Regions from separate parts of the Homo sapiens genome. Here region 2 is linked to region 1. A link is a loop called in an ENCODE intact Hi-C map of the cell type or tissue named here. Cell type or tissue: endothelial cell of umbilical vein. All regions are shown on one strand. Links, peaks and the distances in the headings refer to the core of each region. The heading gives the core; the rest is flanking DNA.

Evidence for each region. Peaks named below come from ENCODE experiments on the same cell type or tissue, not always from the same donor. Only the 100,000 strongest peaks of a DNase experiment are listed, where the experiment ranks them.
Region 2: it touches region 1 in a loop (6-fold over the local background); 14 of 110 quality-filtered maps call a loop at or near these places.

What each region holds. Positions count from the first base shown.
Region 1 is chr6:11,651,537-11,660,256 of GRCh38, reverse strand. No RefSeq gene overlaps it. Among named protein-coding and RNA genes, the nearest start is that of TMEM170B, 120 kb to the right of the region's middle. RefSeq lists a silencer at 4,414-4,583. In endothelial cell of umbilical vein, for the core only: a CTCF peak has its summit at 4,519 (motif pointing left); DNase peaks (open chromatin) are centred at 4,396, 6,856 and 7,046; H3K27ac peaks cover 5,024 bases.
Region 2 is chr6:12,145,421-12,154,140 of GRCh38, reverse strand. The region is part of intron 7 of HIVEP1 (HIVEP zinc finger 1); the gene reads right to left. Among named protein-coding and RNA genes, the nearest start is that of HIVEP1, 140 kb to the right of the region's middle. In endothelial cell of umbilical vein, for the core only: no CTCF peak of the experiment used is centred there; no DNase peak of the experiment used is centred there; H3K27ac peaks cover 1,685 bases.

The DNA of each region.
Region 1 (8,720 bases), core at 576-8,575:
CTCTCAGCACTCGGTCCTGAGAGCCTGGGTAGTACATTCAGTGTACTCCACAATCTCCTGACTGCACATTTCAGCAACAGCAAGAAAAGCTGGAACTATTGGAAGAAAGAGGGTCAATGTAGGCCACTGACAATGGCATGCCTGCTGGAATGAGGTAGCCTCGGACTTGAGCAACATGAAAAATGCCCAGGCAGCCAAGAGAGGGTCCCCAAGGCCAGGGGAAGGAAAAACACCCAAGCATATCGTTGCTGACTCTCATTTCCCCTAAAGCATGGAACAGTGTTGTTTTGTGGAAAGTACATGACTTTCAGAGCCAGACAGATATGGGTTTGAGTGATGTTCAGTTGCTGGGTAGACTTGGGCAAGAGACTTAACCTCTCTGAACTTCCACTTCCTCACCATGCAATGAAAATAATAATGTCTTCCCTTTGGTATTGTTAGAGGAATTAAAAGGCCATGATACATGGGAAACCCAAAAGAAATCTTTCATTCCATCCTCCCTTCCTTTCTTTCTTACATTCTTTCTTCCTATATCCCTTGATATATAAAATGGTAGAGGTAGGAAAACCCTAAAATTACTTAATTCCACACTCTTCTCATACAGGTAAGAGACATGAAGGACTTGCTTGAGATCCCACCACTGGCCAGTGGCAATGCTGACATCTTCCTAGTGTGATCTTTCCACCATGCCATGGGGAGCACCTAGCTGGAGAATTAGAAATTCTAAGTCTCAATTCCAAACATTTGTATGTGCATCCGCTTAAAATTCTGAATTCAAAGGGACATCAAAAAGGACAGCTTTCTTATCTCACATTTTTCACTTAAGAACACCCAATTATACTGAGCCTCTTCTACTTTAAAAGCTGCTCTGATTCATAATTTGTACAAGGTTTGGCGAACTTTTACAACTCAAGACCATATCTGATGCCTCCCTACAAGCACTTCTGAGTAAATTTTACTTTTTGGAAGAGGTAGTACCAGTTGTCCCAAATCTAGAGCCCTCAAACCCCTCAAGGTCCACGATTGTTCAAAGATGACCAGTTATAATTTGGGATTTGCCTTCCACTTGGACATTCTTCAGAGTTTGAGAGAAAATTCCCCTACTTTGTGAGCTCAGCTACACGCACGCACTCCAGGGAAAAGAGTAAAATATGCATCTCAGAACTACCCTACCTAAGGCCCAGCGCAGTGGCTCATGCCTGTAATCCCAGTACTTTGGGAGGCTGAGGCAGGTGGATCACTTTAAGTCAGGAGTTCGATAGCAGCCTGGCCAACATGGTGAAACCCTGTCTTTACTAAAAATTAGCCAGGCGTGGTGGTTTGTACCTGCAATCCCAGTTACTTGGAGGCTGAGGCAGGAGAATCATTTGAACCCAGGAGACAGAGGTAGCAGTGAGCCAAGATCACGCCACTGCACTCCAGCCTGGGCAACAGAACGAGACACCATCTCAGGAAGAAAAAAAGAAAGAAAGAAAAGAACCACCCCATCCAAAGGACAAGGCAGCTGGGGTGTTTCTGCACCAATTCCCACCAGTCATCAGCTGAGCACTGTTCCCAAAAGGGGCTGTTCCCTGCCCTTCTTGTCTGCCTCACATGGTCAGAGTAACCTCTGGAAGCCAGAGAGTCTTCAGGTAGAGATGTGAACGCAGGCAGTTGGGAGTCTGGGTGCGTGCACCAAAATGAAAACGGTCCAAGAGATGTGGTCCTGTGGGGCACTGGCATTGAAAGACACATGAAAAGCACAAGGCACGGACTTTCTTTAACCAGAGATTTCTCTGACAATGCCAAAAGAATGGGCTGAGGTAGCTGGAAAGCAAAGGCAAAGTTTGTTCTGTGTTTGCCAAATTACATTATCAGTTGTACTCAAATCTTCATTATGTTTCTTTTGTATATGTAAGGACATTGATTAGAAAAGAGACAAATGGAATGGGAATATAGAGCAGGATTTGGAGACCTTCAATTTCCCCAACCCACAACCCACCCTGAGCTCCCTCCTCCTCTGCGTTCCCTGGTTAGGCTCTTCATGTCTGGCCTGAAGACACTGTTAACTTCTCTCAGTGGCCATCAGTTACCTTGGCAGAGGGACAGACTCACTTAATGCTCTATCCCTACCCCCACCCCTCACCTTTACACACTCATCTTCCACATCCCCAGACTTGTAACTAAAGTCAGACCCCAGCACTTACTAGGGGAGAAGGGAATTCAACCACCAAAAGACTTACAGGACTTAATTATATTGGCAAAGATGTGGGAATATGTGAGGAAAGGCATCCTGAAGGCTATTGGTCAAGAGGAAGGAACATCACTTTGATCAGGGTAAACGTGGGTGCACTGTGCACTCACCCACGATTCTGGATCTAGTGGTGTTAGCTGGGGCAGCTGAGAGTGGTTCTGATAGTTTACTTGCTGGCCCAAGAAGTCCAGGGCTCCATTGGAAGTACAGTCTAGGGAAAGTTGAGAAGCTAGAAACTGTAAGGTTCAATATAACAAAAGAACTCATAGGTGTCAAGAGAGGAATGTGGCTGTAGCCTTATAGGCAATCCCGTCATCAAAGCCTGGGATAGACACTGGTAAGGCAAACACCGGCATCTTTGAAAAGAGTGTAGAGGCTCTTCTCTGTGAGTTGGGAATAGTGGTGGAAGATGCTACCATCCAAAAGGACTGCTTGATACCAAGCATGTGGGAAGGGCCCGGGTGGAAAAGGACAAATAGGTACACTAGAATAGTAAGATAGAAATGGGTATAGTCATCTTACAAGACATTAGGGCTTACCAGAATGAACTGAACTGCAGGGATCTTAGGGTGTGGCCAGTTGATCGCAGGATTTCCGGCCTAACTTGGCGTGTAACTGAAAAAACTCCAGGTCTGGTGAATGGGGGCTGCTATTACATCAGAAACTTGGGGTCGTGTCTAAGACCGAGTCAGTTCCCAGACCCACATCCCCTCACTAAAGGGAAAATAGGGATGCTTAAGGCAGCACTTTCTGCTAAAATTGCCAAGTATGTTCTGTGACTTTTCCTCTCAGCCTTCCCCAGTGGTACTTGTGTCCATTTAAACAGGTTACTGTACTGGGGGAAAAATGCCCAAACTTTTCTCAAATATTTGGACACTGGCTCCAAGCCAACCATACCACAGACCACCTATCAAAGCAGGCGACTAGTAGAGATCTGGTAATTGATAGAGTTTTGGAGTGTGTGTGTGTGTGTGTGTGTGTGTGTGTGTTGACCTTTCTTCTCCCATTTGGCAGAGGAAAAGTATACCAAACACAGAGGAAAGTGGAGAACTCATGGTGAGCTTTTACTCCTGTAACTGCATCCATTCCTGCTTCGCTTACTGAGTTCCCTCCACACTTGCATCTCAAACGCTGAACTCAAACTTGTCATTCTCCCTCTCCTCCCATGGCCTTTGAATTTGCAATTCCCTGGCCTAAATCTTCCTCACCTCTTCCCATCCCTTTGCCTAATTACTTCCTCCTCATCCTTCAAATCTCAGCTCCAGGGTCCCTCGTTAGGGAACACTGCCTATTCCCATCACTCCACGAATCTAGGTCAACTTCATTAGCTCCACAACATCCAGGGACAGCAATCTTTGCCTTTAAAGCACCTCCCGCAGCTTGTTGATGCACATTCATGCGAGTGGCTTGACGAGTATCTGCTTCTTCCTCTAGACTAGAAGCAGCCCAAAGCTGGAACGTAGTTTTGGTTACCACTCTTCCCCTGGCTTCTAAATACGATGCCTGGCACAGTGAACACTCAATAAATATTCATCAAATGAATGGATGAATGAATAAATAAATGAATGCACACCTCTTTTACTTCAAAAAAAAAAACACTTCTTAAGAATTGAAATTTAGCAATAAATTGGCCAATGTTTTTCCTATCTTTAGCGTGCCAGCACTTTCTTCTGGAGACCATGAGCAGGGGCAGAAAGACATCATCCCCAGCAGCACTCACATCTGAAAGCAGGCGGGTGTCCCTCTGCAACAACCCCTGCTCAGTTAGATTGCTTTAGGATACCCTCTTTTCTAAACAGAACAAAATTTTAACCAGACCATAAAAGCTGGTTTGGGATCTGAAAGAATAAGATTGTGCAGCAAATGATAAAAGGAAAAACCCAGCCATGCCTCCCTGTTCTGCCTTTTGTTTGGGCATCCTGTGTCCTGCTAGGCCTAGAAGGGGGTTGATGGAACCGTTTGTTGGCTGAGAGACTGGATTTTAATTGTCCTGCAAAGCTCCAATAAAGCTTTGTTTCAAGTCTTGAATTTCATCCATGTTTCCCTTTTAACAAACTTCAAGGAAATAACTCACCCTGAACTGCCACAGTGTACTGCCAAAGCGCTAGCAAATAAGAAAGGCACATGCTTCCTGAATTTGGGTGAATGAACCGACAACACTCACTTTAAAGGGTTTTCTTTTTCTTTTTTTTTCCTTTTAACTAGGAGAGAGAATGCGGACCAGGCTTTCCCTCAGCAATTTTTCTAATGAAAACATTTGGTGCCACCTGGTGGCCAAATTTACACGGACGCCTCAGCCTTCGCAGAGTACAAATGTCTCCCGGTTGAACTGGATATTAAAAACCCTGGTGCTACTCGGGAGGCTGAGGCAGAGTGGCATGAACCCGGGAGGCGGAGCTTGCAGTGAGCCAAGATCACGCCACTGCACTCCAGCCTGGGTGACAAAGCGAGACTCCGTCTCAAAAAAAAAAAAAAAAAAAAAAAAAAAAAAAAAAAAACCCTAGTGCAACCAATTTGGTAAATTTCTAAGAATATAGAGAATTTAAATTTCTCCTTATTGAAGACAAAATTCCCCACCTGCGTTCCACCACGCCTCTTGGGGACAATTTGTTTTCCTGAACAGGTGGCTTTCTTTAAGTGAACATTTTCTCTAAGGTAATATGCTTCATGCAGAGTTCACTTTTGAGCTAAAAGAAGGGCAAGAAGTGCAAATAATTATTGTGGCATGAGAGAAGGAGAAGGAATTGCCCAGAAATCCTTTAGGCCCCTTCAGTGTCTACTGGCCTAGGATTCCAAAAAGGTTTGAGAATGTTTCTCATACTCATATTTGGCCCAAGCACACGGGTCCAGTGGGTCAACTTTCACTTTGAGAAAAGCTTCAAATTCCACATTCTTGGATAAAACATAAATAGAGCCCAGTTAGTCCCTCTCAGGCTTTTATGAACTAGAATCATATTTCTTAACCTATCATTCCTGAGTGTGAGAAAAACAAGAGGAATGATATGTAATGTCTTAACAAGCTGTGCTGGGATACCAATTTTAACTGGCCAATAGAACCAACGCAGATTATGTTTTAGAGAAATCTAATCCCTTATAAATCAGCTGTGTGTAAAAACCCTCACATAAACAAGTGATGTGTTGTGAGTAGCAAGGAGAAAAAAAAAATTCTCCTGGAAATGTGTAGGTCTATTAGCGGAGACAAGCGCTGCTCGCCTCGTGCTCCATACTCCGAAGGGCAATTCATGTTAAAGGCAGTAGTGGGCTGGCCCCCTTTATGCTGAACATAGGAAATACAGAAAAACATCTACGAGACTGAGCAAAGTGGTAGTATTTCGTGCACTGGCTGGCTCAGCACCAAAATTCAAATCAATACTCCAGAGAGAAGAGCCCCCAGAAACAGCCCAGCAAGAGCTTGGAGGGTTCAATGATCATTTAATTTAAGCCCCTCTTTTTACAGACAAATGAACACAGGCCCCCAAGAGTTTAGGTGATGTTCCCGTGGGCCCTTATCAAGTTAGAGCAGAGCCCAGGGAGAGAGAGAGTTGAGGTCCTCCGCTCTCTGCTTCTGCCTCCACACTCTGCTTGCTCTGACCAACGTCCTCCCACCGGCGATGCAGAACTTCAAAGGGATGGAAAAGGTGGCAAAGTCACCAGTGAATCTGTGTGATATACATAACTGATGACTTCCTCCTTTAAAAATTTTTTTGAGAGAGGGTCTTGTTCTGTTACCCAGGTTGGAGTGCAGTGACACAATCGTAACTTGAAATCCTGGGCTCAAGTGAGCCTTTTGCCTCAGCCTCCCGAGTAGCTGGGACTACAAGGAGCACACCTCCATGCCTGGCTAATTTGTTAAAATGTTTCTTTAGAGACGGTAGTCTCACTATTTTCCCCAGGATGGTCTTGAACCCCTGACCTCAGGTGATCCTCCCGCCTTGGCCTCTCAAAGTGGTGACTTCAGGTGTGAGCCACTGTGCCCAGCAGCTTCCTCCTTTACAGAAATAAATTAATGCAAAATAAAGGAGGAAGAGAGAAATGATAGCTAAGCAGAGAACATGCAACAAAGTCAATGCTAACATCCACGTGATTGAGCATCTACTGTATGGCAGGTGCTTCACATGCGTTATCTTGAATGGGTGAACATTCTCCAATACAGCAGGGTTCCATCCATTCCACAGGTGAGGCACCTCATGCTCAGGTGGGTAAATTGCCCACCACCGTGTGGTAATAAAAGGGCAGAACACACACATGAAATCAGGACACCCTGACTCCAAATCCTATCACTGTTTCATGTCTCCAGCTGCAGACAACTCTTATGTGAGCCCTGGATAGGAAAAGGAACAGAGTCATGGAAGGTCCACTTAAGTTCTCCTTCAAGCAGCTAAGGAGGTGCTGTCTCTAACAAGCCAAATTAAGATAGGCAAAGTCACCCCAGCAGCTGTTGACTTCAGCATTTGCTTTTAAAATGAGAATTATTGTCTCAGGGTGAAGACTCCGGTTCAAGCATGAGTCATGCACCCCAGCAGACCTGGTTTGTTTTTAGCGAAGTGTGGCCGGGGGAGGAGGGGTTGTATTCACCAGCAAAGCATGTCACAGAGGATGTACACACACACACACACACACACACACACACACACAGACACACAGACACACACACACACACGTCTGCCCATTACAGCTGCTCCAGGCATCTCTCGCCTGACAGAATAGGGTCTGTTTCTGACCCCCACACATCCTTAAAGAATGTGATCTTTGCAGAGATCACTAGCAGGAAATGACCCTGAGGAAAGCCACTTGATGTCATTCTTTGAATGTTCTGCTGTCAGCTCCCAAAACTGTCAGGAATGAGGTCGTAAGTGTCTCCTTCAGCTGCATAAATAGAGGCCACCAAAGGTCTCCAGGAAAGAAAAAAGCTGGTAATCACAGCAATTCACGTGTGGACCAAATATGGCAGCACCGGTGGAAGACAGAGTCATGTTATGACTCACACAAACCCAAGCTGGAATCCCATAGCTGCTGTTTTCCAGGGGTATGACATTGAACTGCATAAATGCCTCAGTTTCCCCATCTGCTTGATGGGCATCAGAGCATCACTATGAGGGCTGAGCCGAGTACTTATAGAAGCAGTGGGTGATATAGGTAGCCAGTGCCTGATCAATGCTGCTTCTCATCCATCCTCCTCCTGCATGATGTGGTTAGAAATCTCCAATGGCTGGGCGCGGTGGCTCATGCCTATAATCCCAGCACTTTGGGAGGCCGAGGCCGGCGGATCACCTGAGGTCGGGAGTTTGAGACCAGCCTGACCAGCATGGAGAAACCCCATCTCTACTAAAAATACAAAATTAGCCAGGCATGGTGGCACATGCCTGTAATTCCAGCTACTGGGGAGGCTGAGGCAGGAGAATCGCTTGAACCTGGGAGGTGGAGGTTGTGGTGAGCTGAGATTGCGCCATTGCACTCCAGCCTGGGCAACTTCCAGAGTGAAACTGTCTCAAAAACAAACAAAAAAAAGAAATCTCTGGTGCGGCTGGGCATGGTGGCTCACACCTGTAATCCCAGCACTTTGGGAGGCCAAGGCGGGTGGATCACCTGAGGTCAGGAGTTCGAGACCAGCCTGGCCAATGTGGTGAAACCCTGTCTCTACTAAAAATACAAAAAATTACCTAGTTGTGGTGGCACACACCTGTAATCCCAGCACTTTGGGAGGCCGAGTCGGGCAGCTCACTTGAGGTCAGGAGTTGGAGACCAGCCTAGCCAACATGGCAAAACCCCGTCTCTACTAAAAACACAAAAATTAGCCAGGCGTGGTTGCGCACACCTGTAATCCCAGCTACTCAGGAGGCTGAGGCAGGAGAATTGCTTGAACCCGGGAGGCAGATGCTGCAGTGAGCCGAAAACATACCACTGCACTCCAGCCTGAGCAACAGAGCGAGACTCTGTCCCCAACTCGCCCCAGAAAAGAAAAATCTCTGGTTCCATCAGAACCAAGAGTGGCCCAACAAAGGGCTGACCAGTCCAGCTTCCTGGTCATGGAGGTCACACTGATGCTAATGGATCAAGTTGGCAAGCTTGACATTTAATGTAAAACTGCTAGCATCAGATTATTTGGGGCCAACGTTCCCCCAGTGCTTAAGAATCACTGTTATAAATTCTTCTTCCTTGCAGCTCTCAGAACTGATCCCTCCTCTCTTTGGCACGTATCTCTGCCTCAGTTCCAGCTCTCAGCCCCCTCCCTGAATCCCACAGCACCTCCCAACTATGTCCCTGCCTTCAATCTGCCCCATCATCCCCAATCCCTACATTGCTGCCAGAGTGAGCTCTCTGACATGTCTGTCTGAGGTGATGGATATTATTGGGTGTCTCTCAGCATCATTCTGTCTTCTTCTTTAAACAGAGACTGGATTTCGTTCAGACACCTAAATCTCCCACCTTTGCCCTATGCTTCTAGGAAAGCTGTCTCTTCTCCCTTTTCCTTGGGCAGGCCTGATTG
Region 2 (8,720 bases), core at 476-8,475, 490 kb before region 1:
ATCAGTATGGATTCATATCTTCACTTGTATATATGGAATACACATGTACACTGCAACCTCCGCCTCCCAGCTTCAACTGATTCTCTTGCCTCAGCCTCCTGAGTAGCTGGGATCACAGGCATCCGCCACCATGCCTGGCTAATTTTTGCACTTTTAGTAGAGACGGGGTTTCACCATGTTGGTCAGGCGGGTCTTGAACACCTGACCTCAAGTGATCTACCTGCCTTGGCCTCCCAAAGTGCTGGGATTACAGGCGTGAGCCACTGCACCCAGCCCGCTCTAGGGTCTTTTACTCTACTGATACAGCTATTCTCTCACATAAGCTTGCACAACAAGCACCTCCCTATTAGCCCCATAGTCAAATCAAGACTTCTCACTAGTACCTTCTGTCTTCTGATTGTTTAATAGGACACTATCAATTCTTGAAATCAATTTCAACACTTCTACTGGTTAACTTGGAAGCACAGGAAATTTCACCCCAATTCACTCTAACCTAGATACACATTTTAAATTCTTAGAACCTAAAAGTGCTCTTATCTTGTATCTATTTTTTTTTTTTTTTTTTTTTTGCATTTCTTACTCTATTGTACATATGATGACTAAATGGCTCTATTCCGGTTGCAGCCATCTATAGCCTGGATCCTAAGTTAGCATCATTCTGTACAAACCAATACTATTTGATCATAATTCAAACAAGGACTAATTAAGGAGTTGACTTTTTCTCAGAGAATGATTTAAAAGATGAAAAATGCAGTTAATTACTTTTAAAGTGTTGAGCCCACAGCTCATAAATGTCACAGCTAAGATTCAAACCCATGTTAGTCTATGCCTAGATATTCCACATTCAATCATATTTTAAAAATCTAACTACAGAATCATCAGAAAGGTCAACAATGAATTATAGTCAATAAGCTACCTTATAAATATGCATGAATTCAATGTTTGTAGGTACAGACATTAAGAATGTCATATAATTATTTGATTACAAGTAACAGAATATATAAAATGTAGTTCCCAAGGAGAATGTAAATAATTGAACTTTTAAAATTTCAAATATACTGCATTATATAAAAGTTTAAGAATCAGTTATATTATAAATATTTTAAATTGTTAAGACATTTCAAGAAGCATGCTGATTTCTTTTTTAGCATATGCAAATAATATGAATAATTTAAAACGAACACCATATATTTTTTATGTACGTAAAAACTATTTGAAGTGTAAAACTATTTGGCTCCATTTTAATCTGATTTTGCCTTGATTATATTAAATTTCAGGTCAGGTCAGGATTAGCAGTATGGGTGAGAAGACACCCAGGGTGGCTTCTCTGCTCCCTTCTCCCCTCCTGGATGAGCCACATGCCTGTAGCTTGGAGAGGATGTAGGAGGGGCTGGGATTCCTTTCCTGGGTTTCTTTCACTGAGATAAGCACAGAATGATGTTTCTGTCTCTGAATACATAGTATCTGAAATCTCTGCTAGAGGAGACCACTGTCAAAGTTTAAAAACCTGCAAATGAATTTTGAATCATTACATATTTGTTAAACAGGACTGATATTCTGGGTAACAGAGAAAAGATAAAATGGGTAGCTTAAATGAACAGAAGACAATGGTATCCTTTTAAACATCCATGGCACCAAAACAAAGCACAGACAACTCTGCCCTCTGTTTGGATTCATAAGAATAAAAGTCCTTTATATACTTCCCTGTCCCCCTTAACCTCTGCCCCTGCCCCCTAAACAAGACTACTGCTGCTGAATCAAAAGTCGTACTGATAAAAGACCCAGAAAGGAAAAGTGCCTTGCCTGGGATCAACAAGTCTGCGAGGACAAGAACGAGGACTTGTTATGGACTCAAAACACTTGTCATATATGACTCTGTGATACTGCTTACTTTGCTACTGCATGTTACTTAATGTAACAACTATGATACTATGTTGAGTAACTGGTTTTTTTGTTGTTGTCTTTTTTTGTTTTTTTGAGATGAAGTCTTGGAGTCTTGCTCCGTCACCCAGGCTGGAGTGCAGTGGCATAATCCTGGCTCACTGCAACCTCTGCCTCCCAGGTTCAAGCGATTCTCCTGCTTCAGCCTCCCGAGTAGCTGGGATTACAGGTGCCCGCCACCATGCCTGGCTAATTTTTGAATTTTTAGTAGAGATGGGGTTTCACCATGTTGTCCAGGCTGGTCTCGAACTCCTGACCTCAGGTGATCCACCCGCCTCGGCCTCCCAAAGTGTTGGGATTACAGGTGAGTAATGGTTATATCAGGGATTGGCAAACTATGGTCACCAGCTGCATGTGGCTCTCCACTGGTTCTTGTGGATAAAGTTTTATTGGAACACAGCCAGGCTCATTTCTTTATATACTGTCTGTGGCTGCTTTTGTGCTACAGTCACAGTTTAGTATTCATGACAGAGAATAGGTGGCTTGCAAAGCCTAAAATATTTACTATCCAGCCCTTGACATTAAAAAGTTTGCCAACATCTATGCCACATCACCCTCCAGGTTTAAACCTAATTACCACCCATGACAGAGTTGATACCACACCCATCGTCCACAAGGAAGTTAAGACGCTTGTACTGTATATGATTAGAATGCATCAAAGCCAGGATTCAAAAACAGGTTTCTATGAACTTAGGAGCCCTGTCATTATGCCAATAAGATACACTGACTTTCTCCTTTTCTATTACAATTGTTCCTTTCTTGGTGTGTATAATACACACTAATACTTCAGGAGGGTAAGCACTGTGGCTTACCCCTTTGCAGCCATCAGAGACTCTAGAACAGACCTAAGGAATCTATATTTGCTTAGCAAATTCATAAATAAATGGTCCTAAAAGTTTCATTTAATTATGTCCTCCCAGCCACATTCCCCTCTCATTATAAACAAATGTTTCTAATACTCAATAAAATTTTATATCAGCACAAGATTAATTCCTTTATTTTCTGTGAATTTCAATTCATGAGGGAAAAATCAGGCATATGATGTAGCAACATTTTTGTCAAAGTTTTGATACATTTACGTCAAACAACTTCCCTAAAGATAAATTTTAAAAGTTATTATTTGAAGATGAGTCAGGTGAACCGCAACCTGCTCGCCCACTGCTGCCAGACAGTGACACCTGCTGGAAGAGTCGGAGTCGCAAAAGCAGCAGGAGGGGCTCCCTGAGAGAAGGGGCTCCCGAGGGTAGCAACCTGGCCCACGTACACTCAGTAGCAACCTTCTTTTGTTGTTGAAGTTTGCCTGTTTTTGTTTTTCACATATGTTTAGAAATATTGCTCTGAAAGCCAGATAAACAATGGCAACCTAGGGAAAAAATTTTTTTAAAGAATGTGAATACAATTATATATATATATTTTAAAGATAAAATCATCATTAAAAACATAATGGGGCAGAGTTTAATGTTTAACTTTAGGAAGTAAACCAAAATACTGTGTCACGTGCGTGTCATTCAAAATAATATTAGCACTGCTTTAAGTATAAATCCTAAAGCCTATTATGGTTTCATATTCTACACATGGAAGTGTTTCTTAAAAAGAGTAATAATGTGTTCTATAAAAATCCCGATGATAATATATTCTACAGGTTTCATTTGGAAAAAAAGCTTTGCTAGTAATTTTTAAAAATGCACCTAAATTATTTTTAAGAGTAAATGTGATATAGGTTTTAAAACCTGTGATCAAACATCATCTTTACTGTAAGTACTTAAACTCCAACAAGAATAATGCTTCTCACTGCACTTCGTCATATTAAACGGTTCTCCTAGCTGGCGGCTGAGGGTACACATTAACATTCCGTGCACTGAAGTCCAGCATTTGTTGACGAAAACATTCTTCGGATCAAAGGATGAAAAGCAAATTGCTGGCGGCTTGAATTTTGACACAAAAGGTGAAAACTAAAATGTAGTCACTAATACCCCAAGAACAGGAGAACAAAATTCCCGAGGCTATATCATGTTTTATGGCAAGAAAACAAGGGAATGTGCAGTGGAGCAGAGGGATTAGGCTTCCCATGAGCATTTCTTATCATTGCAGCTCAAGTTGCTAGTTTTAAACTAAATAGAAACTTCTTTTAAATGCCGAATGTCCACATTTTAATGGCTGGCTTATAAAAATGTATAATTCCTCCTGCTTCATTAAACGCAAACGTTTCCCAACATCCCCTAATTTATTCCATTGAGAATTAGAACATGAATTCCATCTGCTAAAAGATAAGACAGGTACCGCGCAGCCTGCTGTTGCTAAGGGTGGTAAAGAATTCAGAAGGGGTCTGTGGCCTTTCATCACATCATTTTCACATCACCCTTTAATGAACACTCTTTATCAACCAGGGACCAGGCACAATATGATGGTGAATGATAACCTGGGTATGGTGTGGTTGGCAGAGTAGAGAACAGGTCTAGGATCCTTAAAAGGAAAAGACTGAAGATAATGCTTGGAAAACACTGACATTAATTAGAAAGAAATATGGAGAAAACCTTTAGTGAAAAACAAAACAATGCACATGTAAGGGAGCAACTCAGCACAAACACAGCATAAGACCTGGGCTTTTTCCAGAACGCTATGAGCTGACGGAGATATTACCAAGTGGTAATGATGTTTAAAAAATAAGTACTATACTGGGGTGCTTTGTAGTAACACTGACTGCCTCTTAAGTGTTTAGTACATTTTGTTTAATGAATGAAAGCTCAGAGACGTTTCCTGGTGATGATTATGTTTATGCTACAGAAAAGATCAGTTAAATGACTAAGCCCCCAAATGTGTCCTATAAACCTAAAAACACAATCCTTAGGTTTCTGGCTACTGTTCTGCAAACTCTGGCAGGGGTTGTGACTTTTTAGATTTACAATCAGGTCTCCCAAATTTTGTCCTTTTTAAAAAAAGGTTTACCCCATTTTCCATGTCAGAGATCATCAAGACTCAAACATATAAGGCATGTTCTTAAATATCCTATTAGTATCAAGTATACATCACTTTCAGAAAAGCATGCTGAGTCTAATATTCCCTCTTCACATGCGGCAGGACCCCACTACTGATGTCACTACCACCCTGTTGTTAGGAAACAGGAAGTGTACCTACCAAAACAGAGAAGACAATTTTCATACTGATCAAGACTTGATGTTTCATAGTACTGGTTCCTGAAAAGACACGTGGCTCCTGATGTGGGACATTTTTCTTTCAGCACTATATTATCTAATAGTCATCTATAATCTGTTAGCATGATGAAACGACATACTTCGACTGTGTTTGGGAGAACCCAGGAAATAAAAGAGTTTCCTGGGTTATTTTGGATTTTCAGTTTTCATATAGCTAGACCAGACATCCTTCGATAACTGCAGGTGTGAAGACATAATGAAAGGTGTCTGAAAAGCCACCAAAATCACTGTTTGGAATAAAAGAGGCTGACTTTGATAACTGTTGTGGAAACTTACTGCTGGCAAAACCAGAGGATTGTCCTGAATTTCTACTGTTGACACACAGCAAATGAAATCCCGGTGTGGTTTCTAGCAGTCTGTTTGTGTAACATGACTAATATTCGAATTATGTTAGATTAAGAAGATGAGAGATGATATCAAGACCCCATGATACCACAAAAGGTTGTTCACCATTAAAAGGAAAAGACAGCAAGTTTGTGTGTTAAAATATCCCACTTTACACGATACAATGTTTTCACTTATCCTCACTGACTGGGCTAAGAAAATGGAGAATACACTGTCAGGCAGGACTCTCAAGAATGGCAGAGGCTTTACATAGTGGCTCACTTCTCAAAAGAGCTGCTGCCAAGAGCCTGCTCCCCAAGAGGGGCAGGTATCCCCTATGATGAGGGAGGTGGAGACGCATCGGGGTGTGAAGAGGATGCAGGGGGGAACCAGGCACATGAGCTCACTCGACAGTGACCAGCCCCCAGGTCTCCCTAGCTTTGTTCTGCTGGGCTGTCCACTTCAAAACTTGAAACTGTAGCACCAGAAACATTTTATTCTCCTTCATCATGTTTTAAGTCAGCCACTTCTTCTACTCCTACTGTATGTCTAATATAGTAATCATTTGCATTTTTCTTTGGAAAATAAAATTGTTAGTAAAATGAAACACTTCATAACACACTGCTCTCTTTATAACATTCTTATAGAGTTGATTGGGGCAAGGTTTTAAAACATATACAGAAGCGTTAAAGTAGGACAAGTACAGGCCTCATCTTTTACCAGAGGCTATTCTGTGGTGAAAGTTCTACACCACAGTGATCCTGGGCCAGAGCAGAAACTAATTCCAGGGGAAATAATGCTTCCTAGTTTAATAAATTGATAGCGCTATTTCCAAATTAGTCATTATACATTTATACATAGACATAAAAAACGGGATATCACAAGGGAAAATCATTTCAGACTTTCCATCCAAACTGTTAAACTCCATCTGGTGGAGAATGAGAGAGGCTGAAGTCCTGAGGTACTTCTTTTATAAAACACTCATCCACCCAGAAAAAAGGCTTTGGCTCTGTGGGAGTATTAGTATTATTGTTGCTGAATGGGATCATCCACTTAATGAAACATGCTTCTTTCTGTCATTACTGTCTAAATTCCCACTACAAAATAAAACAGCAGCAACAGCAAAAAACAAACAAACAAACAACAAACCTCAACAATGAAAATTCAAGGGTCACAGATTAAAAGCCCTATAATCTTTTGTCTCCAGAACATTTGAGAACATAACCCAGGATAAAAGTCAGATATATGTGGTCCTAAAGGGGCAATAGCTTTAAACAACTTCGGTTCAGACTTTTGTAATCAAAGAAACACTGTATGTGTCACTATTTAGAAAAATTAAAATACTCAAGAATCCTATCTAAAAAATAATAGTTTTCAAGTGTCAGAACATGAAGAAATGGGTATAAACTGACATGACAGGGGTGTTCATTGTATCCAAGCCCAGTGAATAGAGTTTAAACCTGAAATGGCAGTTCTCATGCTGAAACTCCCCTGCACAGCATCTATTACCTGTCCCCCAGCCTGCTTCCCAGCCTTGGGCCCTGTGGAACTCTCTTGTTTTTCTGTCCCATTCACACTCTTATACCCTATTCCTCTTCCCCAACCTGTGTGTCTTCGGTCAAGCAACTCCTTGGTCTAGAATGTTTGCCCTTCCTTTCCCTCCTCACCAACAGCCTTCCAAATGCAGCAGTGTAGGGATAAATAAATTCCTTCCCTTCCTTCTGGGACCACTTTGGCCATCACCGGTCTTTCCCTGATTCCAGCCTTGGGAAGTGAACCTTGCCAAATTTGGGCTCATGCCACATCATAGTAATCAGCCAGGAGCTCCTGGGCGATAGTAATTGTGCACACATTGAATAGGTGCCGAAGTGATACATAAAAAAAAAAAATCATTCAAAAAGAGAATAAACTTTTCTCCTCTGGAGCTATTAAAAAACAGAACAGATCTTTATCAACCTGGAATGATCATTACTGAGGATGAGAACACAGAATAGTCAAAAAACTTGAATTACCTTCTAGTAATCTGCTCCAATAACCAATAAATAACAAATTAATAAACAAATGCCATTATCACATTAACAATACCTATACTGACCTTGGCCATATAACATAAACACTATTTATAAGTAAAGGTATCAAGTAGCACAGTTACCATTTGATTTTAGTGAAGGAATTTAATGAAAAACGATTATATCTAATTACTATTATTATTATTTTTTTGAGATGGAGTTTAGCTCTTGTTGCCCGGGCTGGAGTGCAATGGCACCATCTCGGCTCACCGCAATCTCCGCCTCCTAGGTTCAAGCAATTCTCTTGCCTCAGCCTCCCAAACAGCTGGGATTACAGGCATGCGCCATCATGCCTGGCTAATTTTTATATTTTTAGTTGAGACAGGATTTCTCCATGTTAGTCAGGCTGGTCTTGAACTCCCGACCTCAGATGATCCGCCTGCTTTGGCCTCCCAAAGTGCTGGGATTACAGGTGTGAGCCACTGCACCCGGCCGACTATATCTAATTCGAAAATTAATAATATTGAATTATTTCCTAGATTATAGAAAGCTGCTGCCAAGAACAGATTATACTGTCCTTTTTAAAAAAAGGTTTACCCCATTTCTCCTGTCAGAGATCATCAAGGCTCAAACATATGAAGCATGTTCTTACATATCCTATTAGCATCACTTAAGTATATGTCACTTTCAGAAAGGCAGGCAGAGTCTAATATTCCTTCTTCACATGCTGCAGGACTACAGATTTTAGAGATTTTTTTCTAGTAATTCAATAAACAACTGTTTATTACCTACTATTTGCCAGGCACAATCCTAAGGAGCTGAAGATACAGCAGCAAGCAAAACATCATCTTTGCCCTTATATAATTTATTTTCTAGTTGGAAGAAATAGATAATAAACACGCACACAAGTGTCTGGTGGTGGTTAAGTGCTATGAGGAAAAAGAAAACAGAATAAAGGGCGTAAGTGATGCTAGCAGTAAGAGGGTGAGGTGCCTTTTGTTTTTATATATATTTATATTACATATATTTATATTCAGGAAGGCCCCACTGATCAAACGACATCTGCTAGAGAGCTGAAGGCAGGGTGGCGTAAGTCTCACAGTATCTGGTAGAGGGCGTTCTTTTTTTTTTTTTTTTTTATACTTTAAGTTCTAGGGTACATATGCACAACGTGCAGGTTTGTTACATAGGGTATACATGTGCCATGTTGGTTTGCTGCACCCATAAACTAGTC